2 separate regions of the Mus musculus genome follow, and region 1 is linked to region 2. Evidence: chromatin loops called from intact Hi-C (ENCODE). Cell type or tissue: left cerebral cortex. All regions are shown on one strand. Links, peaks and the distances in the headings refer to the core of each region. The heading gives the core; the rest is flanking DNA.

Region 1 (12,338 bases), core at 2,291-10,290, 1.0 Mb before region 2:
GAAAGGGCCGAGTTATAGCTCTCTCTTGTGAGACTATGTCGGGGCCTAGCAAACACAGAAGTGGATGATCACAGTCAGCTATTGGATGGGTCACAAGGCCCCTAATGGAGGAGCTAGAGAAATTACCCAAGGAGCTATAGGGAACTGCAACCCTATAGGTGGAACAACAATATGAACTAACCAGTACCCAGGAGCTCTTGTCTTTAGCTGCATATGTATCAAAAGATGGCCTAGTCAGCCATCACTGCAAAGAGAGGCCCATTGGACTTGCAAACTTTATATGCCCCAGTACAGGGGAACGCCAGGGACGAAAAGGGGGAGTGGGTGGGTAGGGGATTGGGGGGATGGGTATGGGGGACCTTTGGGATAGCATTGAAAATGTAAATGAGGAAAATACCTAATTTAAAAAAAAAGAATTAACGACATCTCTCAGAAATGAAAAATAAAACTAAATTCAAATTCTGAGTAAAAATTAAAAAAAAAAAGAAATTCTCAAAGAATTAATAAGAAATACTTCTGGAAAATGGGGGAGAATTACCCATGCTTATATTATTTTATGGCAGTAGTTCTCAACCTGTGAGTTGCAACCCCTATGGCAAATCTCTGTCTCAAAAACCTATTTGCATTACAATTCAGAACAGTAGCAAAATTACAGTTATGAAGTAGCAACAAAAATAATTTTATGGCTAGAGTCAGCACAACATGAGGAGCTGGATTAAAGGGCCATAGCGTTAGGAAGGTTGAGAAATTCAGCAATTAGTGAAAGAAGTACTCGGTGGTTTAAGGATTCCATGGGAATAACTTCTCATCCTCACGCTGTGAAGCTCTGGCTTGTTCCATCCCGAGACCTGAAAAATCAGGATACCTGTGCATATGGCTGTCTGGGTAACTGATAACTTTCCTTCCTCAGCAAAAGCAACATTCAAAAACCAGAAAACAGCACCAAACCTTTAAAATCCACAGCTATGGTTTTAGTTTTAAGATCTCTGGCTTGAATCCCAGAAGGGGTTATCCATAGACAAATGATAATGGTGCTTATTCATTTGGTTTAGCTAATTTAATGCTACTCTCTACATTCCACACAGCTTCTTAAAGATTTTTCACATATTTCACCCCCTGGGTTCTTAGGGCAGCCTCTGAAGGTGCTAGATCAGCATTGATTTGCAGAAGTGGACCTAATATAGCAGTGTACAGATGGCAAAATTGGGTCTGATTATGTTCTCTTTGGGAGCTGAAATGTGCTAATGGGTCAGACAGTAGTTCCTAAAATCATTGGACACAAGAAGCAGCTGGGAACAATTTAAAATGCAGATTATATGACCCCTTTTCCAAATTCTCACTCTCTGGATTTGAGGGAGCATTAGCATTTTAAAAAAAGTATCTTTCTCTACTAGTGGTAACTTCCAGTCTTGATTGAAGCAAGGACTCTCAGTCTCTCAGTGGCAGTTAATCTTTACTGTTAATTATCCATGAGGGTGTTTCCACGGATGGACATGAGAGAAGAGGTTTTGCTCTGAATGTTGGGTGCACATTTCCATGGATTGGGATCCAGGACTGATGGAAAGGGGAGGCGATAGAACACTAGCATAGCTCCCTTTTCTCTGCATCTGATTCTGCCCAGATGTGAGTCACTCCTGTCAGCTCTGCCATGATAGACTGTATCCTCAAACTGAGACTTAAGTCAAACCCTTCTTGCCTTAAAGTGTTACTTGACAAGTATTTTATCAGAGCAAGAGAATGTGACTAATCTCTTCCAGTGACTTAACTTTTTATTGTCTTTAATATAGTATAAGCTAGGCAAATCCAGTTACTTTGGTCTTTTTTTTGTTGTTGTTGTTGTTCACTAGACATGCTTACCAATCAAGATAGCAGGACTCACATAATAGGACTTATCAAAAGTGTAAAAATCAAAAATTGAATGCAATTCTGGCTGGCGTTCTGCCATATTAAATCAATCTGGACAATGGGGGGGGGTATAATCTGTATAAGACCTTGTGTCAGTAGAATAACATTATAACAAATACGACTCACACTCTTCAATTTCAAACATCACAGCAGCCCCTTATTAAAAGTTAAAAAACAAAAACAACAACAAAAAAAACCTATACAAATACCAATACTGTTTCAGAGAACTTTCTAGAAGTATGAAGTATGAGACAGATATTTTGCCAATTTGTCCTGGGGGATCAACAGTGTCTTTCAACTGTAAAGGACCAGATTCAAACCACAGTCTGCTCTTTGTTATCTGTGCACTGTTGGTTATTCAAAGATGCTGTTGAAAACATGTATCACTAACCCCAGTGATGCATGTTCTCAGCTACAAAACAGACAATAACAGTAAGTGCTTCTTCAGTTTATAGTTATCATTCCTCACATTGGACATCTCAGCCTAATATGATGAGCTCACAGGGATGGCAATGACTTCCAACGGGTCATGGTTCATTGTACCTATAAAATTTCATGCCGACTTGGAGACTTTCGTAAGTGATTTGCTGTGGTTATATTAGCAAGCATGATGCAAGCAGAGGCTTGACAAGCACGTACATGCTGGAGCTTTGCTCTCCCTAAAAGCTCGCTGCCATGCTGGGATGGGACTCAATCCTCTCTTCAGTGGGGAGGGGCTATGTAGGAAATTGATGGCTGAGTAGGAAACCTGTCATCATAAATTCACTGCCCAATGTAGGAGCAGCCTTTGACTCCCCACCTAAAGCAGAAGTAATTCTCACCTAAGTTTGAAAACCACTGAAGAATACAAAAAAAAGAAAGAAAGGAAGAAAGAAAGAAAGAAGATGTATGTTGTCTGTTCATCTAAGTTTTCAGCTAGATTATGATGAAACAACCGATAATTAAAATCACTGCATTCTCAACAATTATATATTCCCACAAAAGTGCCTTCTGTGGTAGGAGTTTTGCAGTTGTTATGAAATAAGAGGAGAGATAACAACTAGAGGAGAATGGCCTTTGAAAACACTTGGATTAAAATCAGATGTGCACCAAGATTGTTTATATTTGAAGCATAAGGGATGGCTAGTTTATAAGGCACTGAATATTCTCTTGAGAAAAGAGCTCCAAATGGAGCCATTTGTGTAAGTCACTATGTAATTGGAATCTATGTTGACCAAAGAGCACAAAACTGTACATATAAGCCTTATACGGGTTTCTAGGACTTGCTAGTAGAGGGTGGCCAATGTGCAAGCAGAGCTATTCTGCACTTTCGTTCTTTAACTCCAGGAGTTACCCTTCGGCAGGGGACAATTGTTGGTGATTAGAGCCTCTAAAAGGGAGCAAATCCTCTAGCAGCTTCCAGATTTACCAGTGGGGATCTACCTTGATGAATAAGCTGTATTACTGAAATCACAACTGGACTCTTAATCAGTCCCAAAGCGAAGTTCCGAATAATCAAAGGTCATACTTGCATTGTGCAGGTGTTCAGAAGCATTTTATCTTGCATTTGGCAAAAGCAGGAGAGCAAAGTAGGGAAGTCCTTGTAAAAGTCCAGTTGCAAGGCATTTTATTATGATCCCATGGACATGTTCTCGACTCTGAAAGAGCCTTGACATTTTTAAAAGAGATATCGCTAACCTTTTATAGGAAGCTTCTGTGTCCTCTTAGGTGGCATTGTTGTTCCACACAATAGCTTTCACTTCCTAAGCAACAAGGTTGGGAAGCTTTTCATTGTAAGGTAAAAGGTATCTTCCGACTACAAGGAAGCAACATGTTTTCATCTTTTTGTAGATTTACTTTTTTTTTTAAACCAAGGAACATGCTCAAAGATACAGTGTTATACGAATGAGGTTCAATGCCCCCAAATTTGTATCTAACATCCTTGCTATTCTGTAGTAATTCAAGACTAAAAAGACTAACTTACTTTGAATCTCGGACAGGAAGACAAGCTAATTTCCTTATTACTGGTTCATAGGCATTAAGAGCCAGAGGTGGTATATGAGATGGAGAGAAGCATGGTCTTCCAGACACAACAGACTGAAGACACATAGGAACTTACAGGGATTGTGGCACAGTGCCCAGGATCTGGGCAAACCAGACAAAATTCCAGCATTGGGAAGAGAAAATGGCCTCATAGGTTTACCACTAATCAGAAAGCTATTTGCAATTGGTACTTTCTGTGAAAAGGGAAATCACTTTTCTCCAATGGGGGACACTAGTTGTGTGCTCAGGAGGAGTTGACCACCATAAGATACACTCCATTTGTGTTAGCGCATGTGTGTGTGTATGTATGTGGAGTGAGGGCTTTTTGTTTTGTTTTGTTCTTTTTTTTTTTTTTTTTGTCTTGGGGATTTGTTTTGATTTGATTTTCATTTTCTTTTTAAGAAAAAGTGAAAGAATATGAAGTTGGTGGGTATAAAGTTAGGGAATAACTGTGAATAAATTTCAAATGTATTAGAAATTTTAATGCACTGCTGTTGAAGCACTGTGAGGAGAGAGAGAGAGAGAGAGAGAGAGAGAGAGAGAGAGAGAGAGAGGATTCCTGAGGAAGTAGCAGATTTTGTTTTGTAAGACCCACACTTGCTCCAGGGAAAGTGCAAATCATTCAGGAGAGAGGGAAAATTCCTAGAGCAGAATAGAGAATCCTTAGCAGAAAATGGAAAAACGTGAAGTGGGGAGATGTGGAAGGGAACTCACAATCATACCCATTATCATGTTACTTTATGTTATGTAAGACACCAGAAAGGAGACTGAGATTGTTGAAAGATTGAACCTACATTTCTTGTCGAAGTTGTCAACCCCTTCCTGTCTCTACAATCCACCAATTTAAATATTGTAAACTATTAATAATACTTTAATCAGACCAGACATCACTAAGCATGAGACTTTGCAAAATGACTATGGACTTTGGGCTAACATGGTTCTTCCATTGGTCAGAAAAGCATGCATTTTCTTTAGAGAAGTTGAAAGACCAATCCCAGGCTCCTGTAGCCAAATATAAAGTCCAGCTGCCAAAGAAGGCTCAAGAAAAGAGTACAGATGCATATATGTGTTTATCATTGGCCAATTACAAACATAATCTCTTAGCAGGCTTGCTACTGGAGAAAATGAATTCACCCTCTCCCCATAGTTCTTCCTCTGAATGCGGGACTTGGTAAAATTTCTCCAATCCACATTGGTACATCAACTGGTTTTGTCAATATGCAGGTCTTATTTAGGCAGTAATATTGTTGAGAATTCATGGGTACAGCCTCCCCGCCATATCTAGAAGGCACTACATAGTAAAAAATGTCCTAGACCTTTGGCTCTTACAATCTTACAGTTGCATCTTGTTTGATATTCTCTGAACTTTAGGTATAGAAGTTGTACTCAATGGGTGCTGTGCATTTCAAAGTCTCTTATTTTTGCATTTCGACTAGTTTTGGATCTCTGTAACTGTTTTGATCTGTTCTAAAATAAGAAGCTTCTTTGATGAGGAATAAAAAGCTACAATTATCTGTGTGAGGATAAAAATTATAAAAATAGAAATTATATTGGTTTAGGAAAATTACAGTAGTATGCTCTCCTCTAGGAACTATGACCTTTTTCCTCACAGATAATTGGATATGCTGGCACAAATTCCCTCCAAGTGAGCAGGACTTAAGTTTAGTTCAATAGCTGTTGGATAGTCTCAAGATGAAATTACCATCTTTGGATATATCTTGCCAAGACATTGTTGAGGTTCATAGATTTTATACAGTAGACAGTTTTGGCACATTGCATAGGAAATTCCACAGGCTTCCAGGTAGTTCCAGGTCTCTTAATCCAAGTCCTGTGTCCTGAGCATGTGGTGTCTTCAACAGCAGCTCTTACCTTCAACTTCTGCAAGTCAGGCAATGGCAATGGTAATCGCCTGTGTAGTTTTGTGAAATTTCTAGAAATCCCCCATGAACAAAAACGTGAAGGGAGCTTTCCCATGTTCAGTAGGGTCTCTTTCTCTCTTTGTTTCTCTCTCCTGTTTTTCCTCTCTGTGTTTCTATCTCTCTGCTTCTCTCTCTGCTTCTCTCTCTCTCTGTTTCTCTCTCTCTCTCTGTATGTGTGTGTGTGTAGTAATTAAGATGCCATCAAATTGAGGAGATATATTGGAAACTTAGAGAACTAGAAATTAAGTAAATACAGCATCCATGACTGAAATTCTCAAAGCATTTTTAAATTAAAAAACAAAAGTCTAAGGGAATGAATGAAAATTTACCTAGATGGATCACATTTATTGAAAAGTATGTGTTCAGATGAAAGTAGAGTGTTGGACATATGTAGAAATAGCACCCTTCATCTTCCCATAGAGGCTTTATGGAGGTGTTAAATAAAGCAGAAGCAGATAATGGTAAGGCAAAAACATATTTTTCCAGTAATGAAAAACTAAATACAGACAAATATTAATTAAAAGAAAGAAGAAAAGATGGGGAATAAATTATCTGTGAGCATCCATAAACTCTGGAAGAGAAACCCTAGAGAAGAGAACAACACCATCTGAGTTTGTTCTGCTGAGAGTGGAGAGGATCAAGTGGTGGCCTTTATCAGAGGCCACTAACTAAGGATGGCAGCCTGTGTGGGATATGTGACATAGGGATTTGTCATGTCACATGGTGAAGGAAGCATGACCAAAAGCAGTGTGCTTTGTAAAGTCTTTATGGAAATTTGTAAACAGTATAGAGGAGACTAACTAGCAGGAAGGTCCACATCCTGTAAATAAGGAGGTGGAAGAAATGTCACCCCAGCCTGTATAGGACTCAAATGGAGTCATTTGTCCATGGACTGAACAAACAAGGTGGGGAGAAGAGGGCAGCTATCCCTGACATTGAAGAGTAAGTACTTATGGAAAGAAAAATGTTAAAATGGCTTTCATATTTTCACATTCCGAAGTATATTCTGCAGAATAGCACTCTGACATTTTATTAGAAGGCTCAGAATCTGAGAACCTCTGAGTACTTTGGAATCTGCAGAAAAACAGCACCCACAAACACTGAAAATAACTCAAACCCTGCACATACTTCTACAAAATACATATGTATATTTTCTTCTGCTAAAAACAAAAACCTTAAAGGTGGAGAGTCTTGTGTTTCATGTACAGCATTGTCAATTCGTCTGACAGGGATGAGAAAGCCTGACAGCCCTCTTGAGGGCTGCATGCAGAAGTCCGGAACGGCACAGACCTGATCCCGCATGTAATGAGACCAAATAGAGTGGGAGGAAGGCTCCTCTTGCAAGCCTCTTCAGAGTAAGAGTAGAGCAGCAGCTGCCTGCTTGTCATGCTCCACTCTCCTCTGTGTGGCCTTCTATCCCAGCAACAGCAGGAACAACACGGAAATGCTAACGTGGACTACAATAGGTCAGCCATCTTCAGGGCTGGTGTGTAAATATATGCAATCATTTGCATTTATGAAACATCTATCACAAAATTGCCGTGCCTGATGCTGCCATGCAAAATTCTGGGGGAGGCGTGCCTACATAAGACTCATACAGGCAAGTCTTCATGGTTTAGAGGGGGACCTGAAAAAGCTAAACAAACAATCATGTGCCAGTGAGTACATTCCAAGCCAGCGAATTTGAATCATAATTTCAACAAAGTAAGTTCTTCTACCTTAAAGTTGGAATGGGACGTTATAAGGATGCAAGGATGCAAGGATTTTGGCTCTGTGCACAGGGTTGGTTATGAACTGAATTGTTGTTAAATGAAAGCAGGGATAGACAGAGCCTTGGCATGGGTATGCATTGGAATCTGTTGTATCCAGGTTTCATCCCAGTCATAGATGAATCTTTTCTATGAAAGAGTAACCAGAAGCAGGAGTGAATTGGTGGGTGGGGGAGTATGCTCTTAGAGGCAAAGGGAGGGGGAATGGGAAGGGGGCTTTGAGGAGCAAAGACCAGGGAAGGGAGACCAGGAAGGGGGACAACATTTGAAATGTACATAAATAAAATAATCAATAAAAAAAGGAAAAGAAAAGAAAAAGAAAAGAAAGCACAACCAGGAGTCCCTAGCCTTTTAGTCCTTGAAAGGTGTGAATTTACTTCCCTTCTTTCTTTTTAAGAACAGGAAAAGATTTAGCAGAACAAAGACGTTGCTCACCTCTTCCCAGTGGGAAGCAATGGGCTGAAATTGCATAGGATTGGGCCTGGGAGGGAGACTCAACTGTGAAGTTATATAATTTCACTGTGAGCTACACTGGAGGAAGCTGGGGCATTCTGGTTATAACCATGCTTCAAAACAGGGGGGAGAATGTGGCAATGCTTGCTTTCCTTTAATTTAAAATATAAAACATTTATAATTAATAATTAATACTTTCTTAAGGCTCTTAGTGGTTATTTAGAAACAAAACAACAAAACAAAACAAACCCCACCTCACTTCTTGTGGCTTGCTGACATGTCAAACATTCACACTCAAAAGGGGCTTATCCCACTGACATGAAAATTAAGTTCCTAACTACCATTGCTGTAGTTTAGCTTATCTTAGAATTTCTGAAAATGGCATTATTAGTTGCCCTAAGCACTTGTGGACTATGCGCCTTTCCAGATCTCTAACTCCCCACATATTAGACACTAGGTATAAAAGTGGGAAATTTCATGTTTCCACTTAAACTTTTGAAGCAGATAGTATGCTAATAGAGAAAAGTCCTAACAGTCTGGACTAGTGTAGGAAAGAATGGTGATCCAATGAGTCAACAATAGGTTGGATTTCTACTTTCACTCATGTCTGCTGTTTCTTCTTCTATTTTTGAAGTGCTAGGAATTGAGCTCAGGCCTTATACTTCTTACACAGTATCCTTCCACTGAACCAAGCACTGGAGGCTATCCTTAGCCCTTCCTTCTATTTGTAATTGAGAATTGGTACATTTTACTGAGATGTTCTTAGAAGACTTTTAAATTTTGTGCAGTTTTTGAAGTGTTAGAAATTTCTGGATATAGTTCATTGGAGAAAAATATTAATTTAGTCATTTAATAAATATTTAATATATTCTATTACATAGCAAACACTGTAGCAGGAACTTCCACCAAATGTATTGCAAGTAAGTAAATGAAGTTTCTTCTTTTATAAACTGCAATACCAGATAAAACTAATATATATTTGACATGTCAAGCATATAATATATATGTGTATATACATATATATCTAACCATATATATGAATGATAAAAGATAGTAATTCACATACTGTGTTGGATATTTTGTAAAATGCTTCACAGTATCATATTTAATGAGTAAATGACTCTAGTGTGGATACTACAGTACTTAGCCATATTTTTCAGATGAAGAGCCATTAAGAGGACTTTAATGTTTGTCAATGACTCTCAGTTAATAAGAAGTAGGATTTGACCAGGAATGTGGCTAGTGCCAGAGAAAGCACACAGAAGGCCTAACTGAAAATGATGTTTCATAACGTTTCCTGAATGAAGAGATGCTTGAATTGAGTCTTGATGTGGAGTTAGCAATGAGCTCTGTGTTTTATCAGCAAGGGCATCTGATGAGTAGGTTGATCAATACTCAACAAAGCCACCCACTGAAGAGCAGGCTAGGCAGATGAAGTAAAAGAGATAATCCAATGAGAGGCATCAAGTGACAAAGAGTCACTTCAAACTTTGAAGTTGATAAACTACTTCCGACCAAACATGGATTTTGTTTAACTGTACAAGTACATAGTAATTTTTTTCGCATGTCATAGCCCATATATAGAGGTCAGTAGATAACTCCATTGAGGTGTTTCTCTCTTACCAATGTTATGTGGCTCCAAGGATTGAATTCAGGTCATTAAGCTTGGGAGCGAGTATCTTTTACTCACTGAGCTATCTCACTATCCGTCAAACTTATATTCGAAAAGATCACTCATTTTGGTGAAAATAACTGGAGGAAGATAAGTTGAGAAGAGGAGAGAAAAGCTTGGGAGTTGTCATACCCTAGCAAGGAGATGTTCTACTGTAGAAATAATGCTTGCAAAGCTATTTTGATGATGATAGCAACTGACAGGAGATCAAAATCAATGTAATAATTTTCAACAATAATAGAATAACAATATCAATATGATAAAAATTATCATCAATAATAATAAAAACCAAGAGTTACTATTTTCTACTCTGGGAGATGGTAGATTAAAAGTTTTCTACCCCTAAAAGATATGCATGCCTGAATCCTAGAGACCCATATTGCTCCTATATTCTGGAAACCAATGGGGCCTTTGCAAATGGAATTCAGTAAGAAAATGGAAAAATAAAAAAATTAAACTTGATTATTTTAATGGCCCTTAACTTCAACTTCAATACCTGTGCTTGCATAAGATGGAAAGAAAGGAAAGTTTCATACAAATGTATATAAGGAAAGGACAATGTGAAGACAGAGGAAGAAGACTAATAAGGCCATGAGCCAGAAAGGTTGGCAGCCGTCAGAAGCTGGAAGAGAAGCAAACATGGATTCCCATCCCATGCCACCCACAGCTTCTGGGGGAAGTAAATTCCTGCCAATATTTTGATTTCAAATCAGAGTTTCTCATTTTAGATTGCTGGCTTCCAGAACCATAAGAAATTAAATCTCATTTGTTTCAAGCCATCAGCTTGTGGCAAATCGTTACAGCCCTCTATATAAAATTAACACAAGGATAAATTAATTGTTCACTGAATTTTTCTCGTATAAAGTGCAGACCTTCTGTTATGCAGACATATAATAATACCAAGATAGAGTATGTGTATCTTAACCTCACTACAACTAATCCTTTTCGCATGCTACAAAGATTAAGTCTGCTTTGTTTGGAGGACAACAAATTTTGGTAACTGCCTTGTTTGGAGGACAACAAATCTTTGTGTGACCAACCTGTGAAGGCAGAATATTTATAGCCTAGACTGGGTCTTTGTGTCAGTCTCCTCAGAAGGCTGAAGAACTGAAGCTCAATCCCCTTTTATATTTCAAACTCAAATGAAGCTTAGGGCTTGGCATAGAGAGCCCTGATGGATGTTTGAAATAATTCTGAAACTGAACAACTGGGGGTGGTGCCTGTCAAAGTCAACTGAAGAGAGACATGTCAAGTCTTAGAATGCAGAGGTCAAAAGACCACGAATGCTGGAGAAGGTCCTGGATGCTGGAAGGAACTGTGATTCTCTTGACCTTGTCTTGAAAACACAGACTTTCCATACCTAACCCCTATCAGAAATGGTGATGGGGAGCTGTCTCTTTCATGACTAAAATGAAGTGTCTGTTCTACTCTCTCTCATGCAGTATATCCTTACTGTTCGAAAAGAGAATTTTTATCTAGCTTTTGTGATGTTTCCTCAGGGGGAAAGGAACACAAGGATGAAGCAAGAGAAGACAACTTAGTTAGTACTGAGAGTTGTCAGTGTCTGTGCAATGACAAAATGCCTGAGAGAATCTCTTCGCAAGGACAAATGCTTTACTGTGACTCCTGTTTTGAGGGATTCAGGCCATGCTCAGGTGGTTCCATTGGCTGTTGAGTGTGTTGTGAGGGAGAACATCGTGGCAGTGAGCATGCGGTCAAACAAATTGCTCCCAACATAATGTCCCGGAAACACAAAAGAAGAGGAATGGATCTGGGTTCCAATATCTCCTTATAGGCACACACTCAATGGCCTAACTCTCTCCTCCTGGGTTCCACCAAAGATCCCCCCTAACAGGACCAGTCTTGTGATTCAGTGCCCATCACAAGGGAAGTTTGGGGATATTTAATACTTAAACAGTAGCACTGGTGTCTTATACGTTACAAATAAAAGTAATAAGGATAAATACTAAAATTCCAGTACCCATATTCTATGCATTTTCAAAACCTATTACCTTTCACATTATACAGATGAGAAAATTGAGCTTTCAAAAATTTAATTAATTTTATACTAATCACATTATCACTATGTAATGTAGTCAGAATCCCTTATTAAAGATATCTGATTCCAAATGTTGAGCTTTAAATCATGAATTTAGATGGTAAGGTTAAATGAGTGGGGTGATTCAGAATATGTGGCATACAGATACATTGGGAAGCTCTATTTAGCAAGGAAGAAACAAAAGCCTAAGACTGGAAAAAGGTATATGTTTAGTTTTTATCTTTGCCTTGATTTTGAAGTACCAGTCTTGTGATCAAATGCTCAACACAAGTAAAGTTTGGGAATATTTAATACTTAAACAAGTATATATATGTGTGTGTGTGTGTGTGTGTGTGTGTGTGTGTGTGTGTGTGTGTGTGTGTTTGTGTGTGTATTTATATGTTAATAAATTAAAGTTGTTGTTTTGGTTTAGACAACATTCCAAGGAAGACGGATAAAGACTAAATAAATGATGAAAACTATGTAACTGAAAGAGAGAAATAGGCAAAAAGACAAGAGGCCAAAGCAACAAGTTCTCCAGGGGAGACATTTAAGGAAAA
Region 2 (12,338 bases), core at 2,028-10,027:
GGCTTATTATGTGCATCTATTTCATGTAACTTATGAAATGTTTTCTATTGTATGTGTTATTATGCAATCTAATTCAATTTAAAACAATTTATCAATAACTTCCAAATAAAACTGTGCTTAAAAAAGAAATGGAGAAGCCACAGATGAATTCATATGCATGGTTGGCGAAGACAAATTATGCTTTATTTATGATAAAGACTATCATTGAATTCTTAAACATACCATTTCTTTATGACTACAAAAACAGTGCCAAAATGTAAGAAAATTTTACCTTTTTCAAAAATGGGTTAATGCTCTGTATCCTACCCTTCTCCTGAACGTAGTGGTCTAAATATTACTATGGAAGTCTTTAGGCTACCATCTCTCCCTTTTTAAACAACTGTACAAGAGGTTTTTTTTTGTTGTTGTTGTTGTTGTTGTTTTAATACAAACGCTTAATCCAACACAGAATGGAATGTAAATGTTGTCTGAGTGCCCTAACCTGGTGTGTTGCATAAAATGACATGGTAGTGGAACAACTCTTTCTTTCATGAAGAAATTATTATTAAAGAGAATCTGTGACAAGTGCAGCCTCCATTTTCAATAATCAAAATCATGTGGTTTTGTTCGCAAGTAAAATAGAAGAACAATATAACATACAACTGCATTATGTTTCTTTAAGCCAAGAGATAATTTGGGGAGTCCTACCTAACTTCTTTCTTGTCTTTATGTGCATTTGATGGATGACTTCCTGTGCTTTCACATCCTCCCAACAACAGCCCAGTGCAAAATGAGGTATGAATTTTGCAGTACCAAGGAGACTGAGAATGAGCGCCATCAGTATTTGTAAAACATGTTCCATGTCAAGGCTGGTTTTCTTCCCATATCATCCATGACATTAAATGCATTAATTAGTATTCCAGGACACAGGAAGCATTATAGTCAACACAGAGCTTATTAACGGTCAGCATGTATTTTTAGAGTATATTTATACAAGTCAGGCATAGTCTACTTTAATGAGGAATCCATCAAAATCACAAATCTGGTTTCGCTTTCCTACCAAGAATAAAAACACAACCTAGCCAACTCATTTGCATTGTAATCTAATTTGAAATTACTTATCAGTGCAATAACACATTCAATAGAGCTTTTGTCTTATTGATGAAAAGGGAATCCACTTGGTTAGGGAGTACATAACATTTTTTAATTAAATTTGTGTTATTATTGTCCTTACACTCAAAGGGCCAGGTGATGGCAATGTTCCATGGAAAATAATATTGCTATAAAAACAGCAATAGCCACGAAAATCTAATAACATAGCTTTGAGACATGCTGACACAATAATAAATATGTAATCATTATTTAGGTACTTTGCAGAAAAAGTAATCAATAAGAATATTTATAAAAATAAACTATATTGGTATAGAAATCAGGGATACAGAGAGATGATAAATACATATAACTCATATATATATATATATATACATATATAATAGATTACAAGTTGTGCTATTATATGTTCATAAGTAGGATTATCAGGAGAATACTTGAAGAGATTTTTTTTAATAGCACCAGGATAAGGAGAGATTCTAGGCAGAAAAGGGTGGTGTTATAGAAGCACATTTGTATATATATATCATAGCAGGGAGATGATATAAATACAGGGCAGTCAGCATGATATTTTCAATGGATTTCCCAGACACTGAGGGAGACCAAGGCCATTTCTTCAAGGGACTTAATGAGCATAGGAAAAAATCATCAAACCGACAGTTGCAGCAATGAGGTTTTAATGCCAGTAACTGGCAAAATGAAGATGTAAAAACATTTCCCCCAAAGTATAGCTGACTGACAATTCCAGTAGGAAACTTACAGAATAAAACCGTGCTGCTCATTCTTGAGATTACACGGAAATTACAATCACTCATTCATATCCATTGCTCATGACAGTCACCTGGAACACAGGGGCACTGCCCGTAAACTGTGATTACATTATTTTTAATTTTTTAATTTTATTTAATGCACATGTAAGTTTTGCTTATATGTGTATGCGTGCACCTTATATATATGCTGGGTGCCCTCAGAGGTCAGAAGAGGACTTTAGAACCCCTGAAACTGGAGTCATGCACAGTTGTGAGTTGCCAAGTGGATGCTGGAAACTGAATGTGAGTCCTCTATGACAGCAACAAGCTTTCTCAACCACTGCGTCATCTTTCTAGCCTCCTGAGCTACGTTTCTGAGCATGTCTCTATTTAATTGATCTTAGGGGTCAACAACGCTAAACATGTGCACTAAAATTGTTTTTGAAATGTGTATAAGTATGGTGTGATTTCTATGCATTCCTAAAAGTTTACCTCATTACGCAATGCAACCATGTTTAATGCTGAAATAATGGTTTGAACACTGAAAAGGAATAAAGACGGCTGAATCATAATTCTAAGGAGCCTGCCAAAGGTGCTTGTTAGACATTAAAGGAGAAATAATTCTAGGACAAGGACTACAAAGAAAAACGAATATTGCAGAGAGAATGAGCAAAAATGTAAGGAATGAAATGCCCAAGATAAAACAGCAATGCTAGTTATGAACTTTCCAAAACTCCAACCAACACAAATGTGCAGAGCTCAAAAGATAAGTTAAAAACTGTGAACCATACAAGATAAGACCTGGGGGGACAGTGTTAACCACTAGAAGGAAGAAAGGTTTAATTAATATTAATAGGCTGTTCTAGTATACTTTACACCAAGTAGCTAAACTTCTCAGCTGTCCAATTCTGAATAAAGGGTAGAAATAATTTCCTTTATACATGATTAAAGAAACACAATTAAGAGTTTAATGTAAGATGAAGTCTAAGAAATTTGTCTGTCCCATTTCCGTGTTGAGCAAATGTACTATAGTTAACATTTTCTCCTGTGTGACTTTGCCCAGCCAGTGTTCCTACAAATGAAGAAACAGATACACTGACATACTTTATATACTGCTAAAACACAACCAAGTGCCAGCCATACACTGTCCCAAAGACCCTCCAAGTGAATTCTAAATCTACATAAAGCCATCAAACACCTATGGCTGTTTCCTACTGGTTGGCTAAAATGAGGGAAACATTTGCAGTTTTCAGGTGTCACACATCTAGAAGATCACATGCGTGATTGACAGCTCCGGAGAAAAAAACCACAAAGCATCTAGTGTTTGAATCAGGCAGTTTCAGTCCCCCAGCTCTCAATGGCAAAGCACTTACCACAGTGTTGGATGTGAAGGAGGCATGCAGTGGGTGTCTATTAAAGAAATCAATGTTCATATCACAAAAAGTTACAGAAGTAGTCAAGTTGGTAATAATGTTGAAAGTATAAATGGTGTCCTATGCATATAGAGTTTATTTTCCTGAGGGAGGCAACTCACCAAACTCTTGTTGAAGTTATATGGAAATAAATATTGACCTTTCCTATTTTCTGATGTATCTGGATTTTGAAAGCATCCAAAAGCTCTGTTTCATTCCACACAGCCTGGGGACAGGTAAGTTTTTTTTTTTTTATGCCAATTACTGACATATTCTTGTTTTACACCTCTATGACTGAAAACCATATTTTTACATTAAGTTTTTCCCCATGAAACTATTCTTCCTCTAGAAGAAGCCCCTTAGGGAATGGGGTGGAAGACCAAATCTCAGCGATATTTTTCTCTCCTGGTTTTAAATACCATGGAAAATTAAGCAATCTTGCTTTGTCATTAAGAATATATTATAACTCGAGAGAAAAAAATAGATATCTGGGTGCCTCTTTGTAGCCAAGGAATGTTGGAAGATTTTTCTGGGCATGCATTGTTTCTGTTTAATGGCAAACAAACCACAAAGGTTCCCAATATGTATGTCTAGCTGTGGGCTTACCTGTACAAGCAGAAAACTTACTGGAAGTCTCCCTCATGGAAGTCCCAGACACCTGGACCCATCCTAACCACAGAGGCTTTCTTCCAGCCTCTCTGCGCCTTCTTTAGAAAAAGAAAAGCTTGCATTTTTATCCATGGAAAGAAATCAAAGGAATTTAGCACCTTTGGCTAGTACAGAGTTTGGCATTCACCAAGAAAACAATCTAGAAGCACTCAGCTTAAATTCAATACTTTTACTTTTACTTCAACAGATGTTATTTGCCAGATAACCTCCATGGTCTCTACAAGTCTACTGAATTTTTATGATAAAACAAGTCTAACAGTAGCAATATGGTTGAGCAGAGCTTTCTTCAACAAATATTTAGTTATTCTAAAACATACAAATAAACAACTAAGATGTCATATGCTGCTATGAGGGGGTTTGGCTCAGGAGCACCAGGGGATGGGATTTTTCTCTTCTGGTCACGTGAAACGCATTGGGTGCTTCACCCATTGCAAGCAATCAGCTAAAAGACAAACATATGTAGAACACACAAAAGAAATAAAGTAAAAATCCACATAGAATTATTCTACATGATGTTTCTGCTAAGATGAAAGTATAATTACTAAGGCTAATTAAAACAACTGCAAAAGGAGCCACAAATTACAGTCATTAATAATTGTTCATACAACAGAATTTGAAGCCACTTCTTGTTCGTATGTTATTGAGGGACTCTCCCTCAATTTTCTATAGTAATAATTCTAAATTAATGAAACTTAAATTCCCCTGTGTAATGAAAGTGCTTGTAATATTATTCTTATTTGATATAGGAATAATAAGTATTACAGTCACAATTATTAAGTCCCTTTTCCAAGTTCACTTACTACTGCAGACAGAACAGTGAACAGAGTACATGCAAATATTTCCCATTACAAAACAAAGTCTTCAAAGGGCTTTAGGAAAAGAAATAGCAAGACACACTTTTTAACTTGAGTTTTAAAGTATAACAAAGTCAAAATCAACATTTTTGAGGGTATTCTCGTAAATTCCTGAAGCTTTTTTGAAAAATTAAAAGCAATTAAAAATTAATAGCAAAGCCAGACTTTGAAAAGTTATGCTTTCTTTTATATTGAAGAAGTAGTTTTTCACCCTTATTCCCAATTTCACAAAGGTTGTCTTTCTTTCCCTGCCCCCACACCCAAGGGTGAAAGCCTAGCTTGACAAGACCAACTCCTTTGAACAAAGGGCAGCACTGCCCTCTAGTGGTTATCTAGTATATCAAACCAACTGCTGGTTTAAAAAAAAGTTGGGAAAGGATTTTATAGCAGTTATGAAATATTGGTGCGTGTTTACCTTTTCACATAGAGATGCTTCATAGACTGGATTTTGACAAGTCATAATTTTTAAGCCAAAGAAATTCAAAGTGTTAATCAAATTGTTTCCACGTTCTAGCAGACAGTGGTCATTTTCTGTATCAGCTACATTCCCAAAGTCCATTCTTTTGTGATTATTATCTAAATACAGTATCAGCTACCCAATACCATACCACCCATAGATCACATGCTGTTATTTCCTGATGTTCCTAGAGCACCGCCCCTTTCCATAGCAGCTTTGGGCAGTTTGCAGTTCCATTCTGTGATTATTAATTTAATATCAGTTTCAACTCCTAGAGGTTTAAGGGGGAAATACCATGTATCTCTTACTGGTAGCACCGCTGTTGCCATGACAGGTGCACTGGATATATCTGATGAATTAATAAAGCGCCATAAATAAGTTATTGAGGATATGGAATTGAGATATATTTCAATCGCTTCGAGCTAAGCCCAACATGGTAAGTTACTTCTGAGCCAACACTAAAACTCAGTCTTCTACCCTAGAGAGCTTCACCTCTTACACTCTGCGTTATTCTCCCGGCTTTCTTACCCCCCCCCCCCATCTTCAACACAACACTGTCACCATCTCCTTCCCTTTAGTCCTCTAAGTCTTACTTTTGATGGCATCTCTAGTTATAGGGGCTTGTTTTCATTTTTTATGATATGGGTCCCTAGAGCAGATGTCCACAATTCCTCCCTGTGACTAGGATTTTGTAATGATTTCACAATGTCTCACCATAAATTCATCTTGGATGTAAGGCATTGAAGATGGCAAATTTTCAGAGGCCCTTCACTAAATAAATATGGATATATATTGACTCATTATGGTAAGTCACTGTAACAGAGACTTTGTTTTTGAGAGTTTCATATAGATTCTGTATATTATACACTCCTACTTCTTCCCTCCATACATATCCTCCCCCATACACCTGACAAATCTCCCCAAGTCTCTCTGCTCTCTCTGTCTGTCTGTCTGTCTGTTTGTCTGTGTCTCTCTCTCTTTCCTCTATCTCTCTCATACACACACAACACACACACACACAACACACACACAACACACACACATACACAAAGCTCAATGTGTCCCTATTTGTCCCCCATATGCCTTCTGTCTCTCTTCTTCCTCTCCCTTTCATTAGTAATCTTTTTACTTTAATAACAAATATCCAGTTATTCTCTTATGCCCCCCTCCTCGTTAATTTTAAACCTCTTTTATCCTTCTCATGATTCCTAGTGTACTTTTACACACACACACACGCACGCACGCACGCACGCACGCACGCACGCACGCGCACGCACGTCCACGTGTGATTCTTAAGAGTTATTTTTCTTCTAGCCACTAAATTTGGTAAGTTTTAAGGGTGACTTGCCTTGTTGTTTTTAATGAGTGACTTTGCAGAACACAGTCATTTTCAGCACTGTACTCTTGTATAGTAGACATGCAGAACATAGCTTCTCCAAAGATGCCCCATGCACTAAACCTAGAACATGCAGACCTATTATCTTGTGCGATGAAAGAACCTTGGGTTTGTAGATATTTAGTGCTATGAGTCAACTGATCTTATTGGAGTGAATTCAACAAAATTGCTGGGTACTTGACTGTGGTATGGTAATGTGAATAAAATGGCTCTTCTAGGCTCATAGGGGGTGGCAATATTCGATGGAGCCTTGTTGGATTAGATGTGGCCTTTTTGAATGAAGTGAGGCTTTGTGGGAGAAATTGTGTCACTAAGGGTGAGCTTTGAGCTCAAGCAAGGTCTATGGCTCACAGTCCTTCCTGCTGCCCGTGGATACAGATGTAAAAGTTTCAGCTACCTCTCCAGCAGCATGTCTGCCTGCATGCTGCCATGCTTTCCGCTGTGGACAATAATGAATTAAGCCTCTAAAATTGTAAGCAAGCCCCAATAAGATAGATAGATAGATAGATAGATAGATAGATAGATAGATAGATAGATACATAGATACATAGATAGATACATAGATACATAGATACATAGATACATAGATACATAGATACATAGATACATAGATACATAGATACATAGATACATAGATACATAGATACATAGATATAGATAGATGTAGATTAGATATGTAGAGATAGAGATAGTTGCCCTTGTCATGGTATATTTTCACACACACACACACACACACACACACACACACACACACACACAAGCTTTAAGAAAAACATTGATGGCATAAGGTTACAAGGCAAGATCTTGATCTGCCATTGATGGTTTAAAAGAAGGAAAAAGGGCCTTGCAAGCTAAGAATCATGGAGACTCTACAAGCTAGAGAAGGACTGAAATCCCACATAAGCTGGATCTTAACCTGCAGGAACTGTGCCAGATTCCTGTAGAGATGAAGTCTGCATTGATTAAATCACATTTGTGATAGTTTGTTAAAGCAGCAATAGAATGCTATCACAGAGTCCTCAATTTGTTTCTCTTGTTACTACTCTTGGTAAGATATTGAGTAGTAAACATTCATGGCTGGAAATAATTAAAAGTGGTTTTGCTGTCATGGTAGGGAAAAGACATTTTGAATTGTTTTTATATACTTTTATGGGATAGAGAATTGTCAACAGATAAATTTGGTTACCATTAACTTAATACCTGCTCTTGCTTAGAGTAACCAGATCAACTCAACTGAAATATTCATACACAAAGGCTCATAGGCACATATGCATACACATAGTTTCCTAGGCACATAGACCATAGAAGGTAATGTGCACCAGGCAGAGTTCTAGTAATAGCATCTCTTCCAGTAAGATTCTTCATACCTACACCTATCTCACCAAAAGCCTTCTTCAGACATGAATTCCTGTGTTAAATTCTACCCACATCTTCCTCTGATGCTATGTTCCTCTCCCTCATTTTCCTTTTCCTCCTACTTCTGATGATACAGTCAAGGAGTTAATGGGAGGCTATATTGCCCTAAGATAATTGCAACTTGATACTTGAGAGTGTGATTTTTTTTTTAACTCTTGGCTTTAACTTGTGTGACCTCCTGGAGATGTCCAATAGTGAGCAGGTGGTGTTGAGTTCTTCTAGTCACACCTGTTCATTCTTAATTAATTACTTGTAAGACTAGACAATTAATTAACTGCAAGACTAGGTTTTACATATCTAACAAATTCACTATTTCACACTACCACATTAGTAAAATTTGTGTGTGTGTGTGTGTGTGTGTGTGTGTGTGTGTGTATGTGTGTGTGTAATTGGAGTATTACTGTGGTAACTTAGAAGTTAGGTCATTGATACATATAAAAGTTACAATATCTTAATTGTGGTAAATTACAGAGTAAAAGATTCATCAAGCAGATAATATGTTGTTGACAAAATCTATGACAGACACTTCTGTTTTGAGTAGATATTGGGCTTATTAAATTTTGATAATACAGAAATAGAAACAAAGAAGAATAACAAGAAAGCAAATCTTTGTTCTGAGTTAAGAAACTAAAGCATGTGAGTGGTGGAAATGGCATCAATGTCTTTAGAAGGTGTATCGCTTCTGTAGTTTGAGGTAGTAAGATATTACTGAGCAAAGACCAGAGAAGAAACCACTATAGAACAAATTCCTCTTTGCAAGAGCCTTAATCAGTACAGCACCTTGTGATCAATGAAGAAATCAAAGTAACTTAATCCAGATTCAAATCCGTTTAGTTCTTGGTTGTGCTGTCTGAAGATGTTTCAGCTTTATCTGGGTAAACCCACCCATACTTCACCTTCTCCATAAAGACATTGGGGGCCTGGCCACAGTGTCCAATCACTGCAGCACACAGGCTGAACTAGAGCTTCACCTTCTCAGAACCAGTCTCAGAGCTGAGTCTTCTTGGCCTGGCAAGGTCCCTGTATCCTGAATCCATCTTTAGGGTCTGGAGAGATATTTTGATTTTACAAGTTCAAGCAAGGGCTTGAGAGTATAATTGGCCAAGTCACATGGAAAGAGGGTCTGAAGAAAGAAATGTCCTTCTCCAACAACAGTAACAAAGCGGCTTTTTAACAAAGAAAAGAATCCTATTGTGCTGTGGGACTTTGGTTCTTAGAACTTATTTTTTAACCTGAAAAATTCTGATGTATGCATTTATTTCTTTCTCAGATATAATTGAGATAAAGTAATATTCTCTGAAAACTTGGAAATAGTTTCCATGTTAAGAGAAAATTTATACCTTTTTCTCAAAAGCATATTTTGCTTATTTGAGATGGATTTCTTGAACAAAACACGCAGTGTCAGCACAGATGAGAATTTCGGTTCATTATCTTCAAAGAGAGGCTCCTGTAGGTAATAACTTTCTTCACATCTCAATGAGCCAAATCACAGGCTGTCTATTTTGCCTTCTCTGGTAGGAGTTTCTCATATTATTATTATTTTTTTCTTTTCCAGAAAGTGCTGGGTAGTCAGAAGGGGAGATATCTACTTGGAGGGATTTGTTAGCCATGTAAAAATTTTGAGTGGGTACTCACTGTTGATGGCTTGCAAAGTGGTTCATGGGTGCATTTGAAACAAGGTGGCTGGAGTTGTTTTACAAAATTTGTAAGTCATCTGCAAGCCTCGGCATGCTATATTGTTTTTTCCGTGGAAAAAGACACAAGGCCACCAAGAGATCTAAAGCGTCCACAACTTTTCCTGTCCACTCCTTATGTAATCATTCAGATGATCGATTTTTAACACTAGAAACTTGTTACTGTACAGGTAAACATTAGTGCAGATTTTAGACAGTACCACGTTATTGTGAGGACCTCGAATTGATACAGGTAGCATGTGTGTGGTCAAGAGTTCATACTTCAGTGCCTAAGTGCGAGTGTTCCTTCTGTCCCAGCTCTACTGTCAGCCAGGTATCTGACTATGAGAGAAAAGCAGTGACAGGACCGCCTAATGGGGACATGGTGAAGACTAGACAAGCTGATGTAGTACACCTGTGCCAGCAGTGAGGCAGCGACATGGTATTGTAGAATTGAGGGGGGCTCATCCCTAGTTCTCCTTTCTCAGCATCATTAGTTGTTCCTTGTCTGGAGTGGAGCCCCATTAGACTTCCCTCTTAGAACTACTGACTATGGGGAGTTCAGCCGCGATGGATACACCCATCACCTAATTCTTGTACTTAAGGCTCAGGGAACACTGTGAAAGTGAGGGCAGAATGAATGTAGAAGCTGGAGGGACAGAGAGGTCTGCTGTAAGGTTGTGTCCTAAAACCAACAGGTAAACTACACTTATGATACCATGAAAAAAAAATGACTGCTTAATCAAAGCTCTACATATTCCTTAACTCAGTAACATTGATGAGTGAAATTGATCATTACAAGTATATAACATATAAGTGTACAATAAAATCACCTTGTTTCTTGTTTTCTCTGAAATAGAGCATATTCATTTGACCAGTAATTAGCCAAATTTTGTCATCTTTACTGCTTCTATCACATAGGACGTCTTAGTATGGGAAATGCTTTGTACATAACAGCATGACTATAGAGATTAATTGTCATACTATGATATGACACAATATTATATATTAGGAAAAGAATATAGACACTCTGAGAGAGTGTTCTTTTTTTATCTGTGGTATTTCATTGCTTCTCCAAATAGATGTTTTGCAGTTTAGATTATTCACTGAATTGTTGTGCTTGGTGCTTTGAAGGATGAACATAAAATAATTGACGCTATTCATCTTGCCACTTATTTATGACTCTGGCTTTATAAATAAGTATTCTGTCACCCAAGCATGCAAAACTCAACTAATATAATCTTGCAGTAAAAAAGAAAAAGTTTTTAGAATTATATGCCATTGTGAAAAGAACACCTCATTTAGCCTTACTTACAAAATATATTGACTGTGAAAAATTAGAAGTAAGAGAAACAAGATTTAATACGGAATAGCGTTTTCTGCTCCTGTACATGTAAAACCCAAGTTAAGAGTTAATCAGCAGACCTGCTTTTTTTCTCTCACTCTCTCTCCCCTCAATTCTCCAGTTTCTCATCAGCCTAATTGCACTGCAATCATTGATCTAGTTTACACAGTTAATTTGGGAGTAGAGGTTGGCACTCCATTCTGCAAGGAGGAGCAGAGCAGATGCCAGCACGGGTTCATGAGATGAGCTCTAATGGTAATTGGACTCACATTGTTCTGTGAATGTATAGATACTGGATTATTGTAGAAAACCGGAGCTACTTTGTTATTTATAAGTTTCTCACTCCTGAAAGTCTCTAAACAGAAGATGTCTTAACACATTCATTTTTAGGAAATAAACTAAGAGACTACCAGTGGGTTGAGTTTGATTTTAAGTTTCCTTTGAACTTTGTTTATGTTTTTAGTTTTTAGATTTGTGCTTGATCCTCATTTGGCTTAATAATCTTCCTTAAAATATTCAGAAAGGCAAATGCAGCCTTTCTTCTTTTATCTATGGCTCTTAGCTCCAAATCCTCTTATGTGAGGATACAACACATGGAGATAACCACAGAAAAAAGGAAAGTATAAAAAGACCGGGGGCTGGGCAAGACTTTCGAGGTGGATAGCGGGATACAGGTGATATGGAGTAGGGATTTGGATAGTGGGAGGAGAGGGAGCTTGAACAGGTAGAGAGAGTGAAGCCAGTACAGAAGAAGAAGAAGGAGAAGGAGAAGGAGAAGGAGAAGGAGAAGGAGAAGGAGAAGGAGAAGGAGAAGGAGAAGGAGAGGGAGAGGGAGAGGGAGAGGGAGAGGGAGAGGGAGAGGAAGAGGAAGAGGAAGAGGAAGAGGAAGAGGAAGAGGAAGAGGAAGAGGAAGAAGAAGAAGAAGAAGAAGAAGAAGAAGAAGAAGAAGAAGAAGAAGAAGAAGAAGAAGAAGAAGAAAGGAGAAGGAGAAGGAGAAGGAGAAGGAGAAGGAGAAGGAGAAGGAGAAGGAGAAGGAGAAGGAGAAGGAGAAGGAGAAGGAGAAGGAGAAGGAGAAGGAGAGGAAGAGGAAGAGGAAGAGGAAGAGGAAGAGGAAGAGGAAGAGGAAGAGGAAGAGGAAGAGGAAGAGGAAGAGGAAGAGGAAGAGGAAGAGGAAGAGGAAGAGGAAGAGGAAGAGGAAGAGGAAGAGGAAGAGGAAGAGGAAGAGGAAGAGGAAGAGGAAGAGGAAGAGGAAGAGGAAGAGGAAGAGGAAGAGGAAGA

Evidence for each region. Hi-C counts contacts between places; a loop is a spot of excess contacts. Peaks named below come from ENCODE experiments on the same cell type or tissue, not always from the same donor. Only the 100,000 strongest peaks of a DNase experiment are listed, where the experiment ranks them.
Region 1: it touches region 2 in a loop (4-fold over the local background); 17 of 42 quality-filtered maps call a loop at or near these places.

What each region holds. Positions count from the first base shown.
Region 1 is chr1:68,113,366-68,125,703 of GRCm38, forward strand. The region is part of intron 20 of Erbb4 (erb-b2 receptor tyrosine kinase 4); the gene reads right to left. Among named protein-coding and RNA genes, the nearest start is that of Gm39658, 750 kb to the left of the region's middle. In left cerebral cortex, for the core only: no CTCF peak of the experiment used is centred there; a DNase peak (open chromatin) is centred at 7,187.
Region 2 is chr1:69,133,987-69,146,324 of GRCm38, forward strand. No RefSeq gene overlaps it. Among named protein-coding and RNA genes, the nearest start is that of Erbb4, 32 kb to the left of the region's middle. In left cerebral cortex, for the core only: a CTCF peak has its summit at 5,108 (motif pointing left); a DNase peak (open chromatin) is centred at 5,072.